Regions from separate parts of the Homo sapiens genome. Here region 1 is linked to region 2. Evidence: chromatin loops called from intact Hi-C (ENCODE). Cell type or tissue: right lobe of liver. All regions are shown on one strand. Links, peaks and the distances in the headings refer to the core of each region. The heading gives the core; the rest is flanking DNA.

What was found. A loop is a pair of places that touch in the nucleus more often than their neighbours do. Peaks named below come from ENCODE experiments on the same cell type or tissue, not always from the same donor. Only the 100,000 strongest peaks of a DNase experiment are listed, where the experiment ranks them.
Region 1: it touches region 2 in a loop (2.7-fold over the local background); 67 of 110 quality-filtered maps call a loop at or near these places.

The regions. Positions count from the first base shown.
Region 1 is chr16:8,862,463-8,865,371 of GRCh38, reverse strand. All of the region lies in intron 1 of CARHSP1 (calcium regulated heat stable protein 1), which reads left to right. Among named protein-coding and RNA genes, the nearest start is that of CARHSP1, 5.1 kb to the left of the region's middle. RefSeq lists an enhancer at 986-1,145. In right lobe of liver, for the core only: a CTCF peak has its summit at 1,419; DNase peaks (open chromatin) are centred at 1,561 and 2,091; H3K4me3 peaks cover 911 bases; H3K27ac peaks cover 2,500 bases.
Region 2 is chr16:8,807,520-8,810,428 of GRCh38, reverse strand. The region is part of intron 4 of PMM2 (phosphomannomutase 2); the gene reads right to left. Among named protein-coding and RNA genes, the nearest start is that of PMM2, 11 kb to the right of the region's middle. In right lobe of liver, for the core only: no CTCF peak of the experiment used is centred there; DNase peaks (open chromatin) are centred at 1,268 and 1,618; H3K27ac peaks cover 1,439 bases.

The sequences.
Region 1 (2,909 bases), core at 306-2,805, 55 kb before region 2:
TTGGGAGGCTGAAGCGGGTAAATCATGAGAGGTCAGGAGTCCGAGACCAGATTGGCTAAAATGGTGAAACCCCGTCTCTACTAAAAATACAACAATTGGCTGGGTGTGGTGGTACATGCCTGTAGTCCCAGCTACTCGGGAGGCTAAGGCAGGAGAATCGCTTGAACCTGGGGGGCGGGGGTCTGCAGTGAGCTGAGATTGTGCCACTGCACTCCATCCTGGGCAACAGAGGGAGATTCTGTCTCACAAAAACAAAAATGAATGGAGTCTCCTTCAATGAGCTCCCTCTTACTAGAGTGTAAATGGCTGATAGCACTGCTAAAGCCCTCCTTGCAGTAAGCACAGGGCTGCTTGGCTCCCATTGATGTGGGTGGTGGGTTTTCAGGCCAGGAGGGCAGGAAGTTGGGGAGTGGGTAATGGGGGCTGCATGATTGGGCCGTAAGTCTCCAGACATGCGGGCAGGCTGAGCAGGGGCTGGGAAAGCCAGAGTCTTGGTACCCAGCTGAACTCCAGAACCTTCCAGGAGGAGCTGCAGAGCCTACGGAAAATTCCCAGGCTATTTTCGGCCGAGGCCCCCTTCTCCCAGCCGACACACCCATCCCTGGGGCAGTCAGGGTGGGCGTGGCTTCCTGCCCCCACCACCCTGGGCTCCCTCCCTTGGCCGGGCACTCATCAGAGCCTGGGGGCTGACTGGGGAAGGGGGTGCATGGCCAGCTGGGCACCTCCTGGTGCAGCCTCTCCCCCTTACCCTGCTGGCTTTTTCTCCGTAGCATTTCTGCTGTCTGACTTACTCCGTATTTCACCAGGGTCTTTGTTAGCCGGGCGACCCTGGGCAAGTTACTTGACTCTTTGTGTCTCCGTTCTCCCATTAGTGAAATGGGGATAGAATGAGCTGGGCTGTGTGAAGTGTTGTAAAGTAGTAAGCAGAATGGCCCCAGGACACTGCTGTGGTGGTGGTAGTCATGGTCTGTCCCACTCCCTTATCTGTTGGTTCAATAGGAAGTGGCAGAGTTCATCAAGGTCCCCTGTGGCAGCACAGGTGCCCAGCGTGCTGTGCGGTGAGGTGAGGCTCCCCGCTCCATGGACGTGTGCATACAGACGGCAACAAGTTCACGCATGCATACACGTGTATGCGCTCAGATGCAGAGACAGCCATGTGTGGGCACATATGTATGTGTACACATGCGTATATACACAGCACACACATACACATGTGCATACACCTACATACCTGTGCACAAACGAGCACACATGTACATGCAGCCTGGCAGTCATGACACCTTGGTCGTGACATTTGGTCGAAGTTTGTTGCAGGCCAGAAGCTCATCTGAGTGGCGGATCTGTTTGCAGCCTTCCTCCCTCCCCCAGCTGTGGGGAGCTGAAGGCTAGTCACAGAGGGCAGGCCCTGTCTTCTGCTGGGGACACTCCAAGGCCATGCCTGGTATTGCTGGGAGAGCAGTGGCTGGCTGGAAGCTGGGACTGTGCTGGTGGGCGGGGCTGCTGTGTGGCCCCATCCTTGTGTATGTGTGTATTGTGGAGGGGACACAGCAGAGGCTGGCCAGGGCCTCAGAGCTGGCTTCTGGGTGCCTGGTTACCCGCCCCCCAGTTGTTTTCTTTCCAGCTGGACTTTGCCCGGCCCTCCCCCGCACTGAGGCCATTCACTCCTCTCTGCTGGGCCTACTGGGGAGTGAGTGGCCCTTGGCCAGGCCTACTCTGGCCACCCCAGCTTGGCTTCAGCCCAGATGGGCCATGAGAGGCTGGATAAAGCTCCTGGGTCTCCCAGTTGGCACTGCCCCCGCCCCTAGTCACGTCTGCTCCGTGCCTCAGTTTCTTCCACTATCAGGTGAGCAGGAATGTAGCCACCTCCTGCTGGGCTGGGCATGGTGCTGAGTGCACACCAATGCAGTGGCAGCCAGCTGGGGCTTTGGGTCCTAATGCTGGCAAAGAATGAGGCTTGGAAGCTGGGTGTGGTGGCTCACGCCTGTAATCCCAGCACTTTGGGAAGCCAAGGTGCGCCGATCGCTTGAGCCCAGGAGTTTAAGACCAGCCTGGGCAACATATTGAAACCCTGTCTCTACAAAAAATGAGCTGGTTGTGGTGGCACGTGGCCGTAGTCCCACAACCCAGGAGGCTGGGGTGGGCGGATCACCTGAGCCCAGGAGGTTGAGAGGCTTCAGTGAGCCATGATCGCGCCACTGCATTCCAGCCTAGGTGACCAAGTGAGATCCTATCTGAAAAAAAAAAAAAAAAAAAAAAAAAGCCATCCTTGTGGCCATTCCTGGACCGTCTGGAGACCCTGCTCTGTGCCAGTGCCTGTGCTGGGCCCTTGGGACACAGAGGGGCCCTGTGCTGCCCTCAGACTCCTCACCCCTACAGGCCATGAGCTTCCAGTGGCATCTCTGAAGGATTGGGTGCACTTGGGGTGTTGAGGGGGCTTGGGTGGAGAAAGAAGGGGGCCCCCATTTTGGGTCTGTGCCATTCACCCAGGGGAAAATGGGTGTGACAAATGGAAGATGCAAGGAGGACGACGATGGTGACAATGACAGTGATGATGATGATGACGCGGCATGATTCCTGAGCGGGCCCTACCCTTTCCACCGCCTTTCCTGCCTCCCATTCCTAGTCCCCCACCCATCACATGGTTTCCCCACTGGCCTCAGTCCCACCCGGGCCCTCAGGGCCTTTGCACAGGCTGTTCCCTATACCTGGAACAGCCTCCCTCCGTTTTGCAAATGGCTACCCCTTTCTTGCTGTTCAGGGTCCTGCAGGCACCCTGATTAGCGTGTGTATTCCCACCCTTCTCCCCCTATCCCCTTCTGTCTGTTTCTTTACAGCCCTTTTGGGATCTGTAATGATCTGGTTTATGTTTATTTAACTGTTTATTCTCTGGCTTCAAGTTCAGCCCTTTG
Region 2 (2,909 bases), core at 117-2,616:
GGCAGATAATTTTGTGGTTAATAAAGAGCTATGAAAATGATTTCCAGCACTGGCAACAGCAGTCATTTCCTAGAAGAGTTTGAAAATACATGTACCAGACATCTATTTTGCTACGGAGCTTCTGAACAGACTGATAGTACCAAGCAAAGCTACACAGAAAAAGGCTCTGAGAATTGTCCAACGAGCCTCAGTAATAACTGAGGAAATTCAATTTACCCAGTAGCAGACAGCTCCTAAATGTTTGATTTGATCACAGAAAATGAGAAGCTAACATTAGTTTAGTCACTTCAAATGACGATGTTTAAAGATGTTCTTTTGGCTGGGCGCGGTACCTCACACCTATTAACCCCAGCACTTTGGGAGGCCAAGGTGGGTGAATGGCTTGAGCTCAGGAGTTTGAGAGCAGCCTAGGCAATATGGCAAAACCCCGTTTCTACAAAAAATACAAAAATTAGCCGGGCATGGTGGCACATGCCTGTATTCCCAGCTACTTGGGAGACTGAGACAGGAGGATTGCTTGGGCCCGGGCAGTGGAAGCTGCAGTGAACCAAGATCGTACCACTGCACTACAGCCTGGGTAACAGAGGGAGACCCCGTCTCAAAAAACAAACGAACAAACAAAAAATAAAAAACAAAAAACAAAGAGTTTTTTTCCACGGTTTCCAGTTTGAGTCTGAAAACAGTTTCTTTGGCTCACACCTGTAATCCCAGCACTTTGGGATGCTGCGGCGGGCGGATTCCTTGAGGTCAGGAGTCAAGACCAGCCTGGCCAACAAGATGAAACCCTGTCCCTACTAAAAATACAAAAATTAGCGGGACATGGTAGCGCATGCCTGTAGTCCCAGCTACTTGAGAGGCTGAGGCAGGAGGATCGCTTGAACCCGGGAGGCGGAGGTTGCAGTGAGCTGAGAGCATGCCATTGCACTCCAGTCTGGGAGACAGACTCTGTCTCAAAAAAAACAAAACAAGCAAACAAACAAAAACCCCACAACCAAAAAAAGAAAACCACCCAGTTTCTTAAAAGTTCAGATAACTTGTAAGCTAGATATCATTCTGACCAATGAAATTTAAGCATTTTCTGACAAACTATGCAGTGAAAAGTGTCTTCCAGTTCTAAACGCTGATGCCTGGGAACCCTATGAAACATTTTCCCTCATCTTTTTCTACTATTTTAATCTCACAGACCTGATGTCCTGGCACTGGCCATTGGAAATACCGAGAGACCACATGCCACGTGCAGGGCTGATGACCTGATTCCATGTCAGTGTGGCCTCTTAGGAGGCTGTGTGGCTCTGGGCACCTCTCCAAGCCTCCTCTTATTCACCTACAGAAAGGCTAATGGCACTTGCTCTGGTTACCTCCAAAGGGCCTTGTTAAAAATCAAACATGCCAGTTATGTAAAGGTACTTTGTAAACTGGGAAGCAATGAATACTCATTAAAGTAAAAACAGCAAAATCTCAATCGTCTGGATCCTCTCTCCTATTTTGCTCAACTTGCAGAGAAAGAGGCAAATGATGTAACAAAATATGCGAGCCTAAAAATCTCTCTCAATAATCCCATGTCCAGGCCGTCCCGGAGTTGGCAGAGGCCCAGCCTGTCCTCTACCACGTGTGTATGAGCACTGAGGCACTAGGGGACGGGTGACCGTGCCCCGGGTGACCCTAGGGCTAAAGGTCCTAATGATCAGAAAAAGAGCTCAATTAATGCCCCCCCACTCAAGGACATATTCTTCTTCTCATTTCCAAGGCACAGAGAGAAGTTGATGCAGTTTAGAAAGCCTTCCCCAAAACAAGGCTGAAGGTGGTTTACTAAGCAATCAGTTCCGCCCTAAAGACCTGGGCTCTCTGAAGTCTTACTGCATCTGCCTGGCCGTTGTGGGGCATGTAGTTAGTGTTGTCAGGCAAATGTGGACAAATGTGGATCAAGGTGGGTCTCAGTTCTGCCTCCTGGATTCACCAGGTCTCTTCTACTGTTCTGGAATTATGGCTCTCCACATCCCTCTCCCTCGCTAAATGATACGCTCTTTGAGGACAGGATTATGCCTTTTTTTTTTTTAAATCCTCCCTTAGTGCTCAGCCCAAAGTAAAAATGGAACTGACCTGGGATATTTGTATATTTTATCTTTTCGCCATGGAAAATTTCTAACACACACAAAAGTAAACAGAATAGGATAAGTCCTCATGTGCTCATTACCCAGCTGCAACAATAACCAAGTCCATGTCCAGCCTGTCTCATGCAGGCCTCCCCCTCGGCTAAGGGACATTCCTGCACTCTGGCTGGAGATGCTGAGCAGGAGGCGCTCAGGTTATGAATCCTAATAGTGTGAAGCAGCCTCTGAAGTACACCCAGCCCTGAAATTGAATTGCCACTTAATTCCAACCCTGATGATTAAGGTGTTACATAGTAAGTGTTGAAAACTGGGGGTAAAAATGAGAAGGATTTCAAAGAAATCACTTGCAACCTCACCATCAAGAAATAGCCACTGTTAACATTTGGGTCTATTTCCTGCCAGTCTTTAAATTTACTGTCGGCATTTATGTTCATCATTATTATTATTACTATTATTTTAAAAATGGAACTGAGATAATTGTACCCATGGCAGAAGGTAGGTCCCCAAACCAAACATTTATGAAAGCCAGGGGCAGTGGCTAATGCCTGTAATCCCAACATTTTGGGAGAGTGAAGTGGGAGGATCGCTTGAGGCCAGGAGTTGGAGACCAGCCTGGGCCATACGGCAAGACCCTATCTCTACAAAAAATTAAAAAATTAGTCAGGCATGGCGGCATGTGCCTGTAGTCCCAGCTACTCAGGAGGCTGAGGTAGGAGGATCACTTGAGCCAAGGAGGTTGAGGCTGCAGTGAGCTATGATCATGCCACTGCACTCCAGCCTGGGCAACAGGGCGAGATC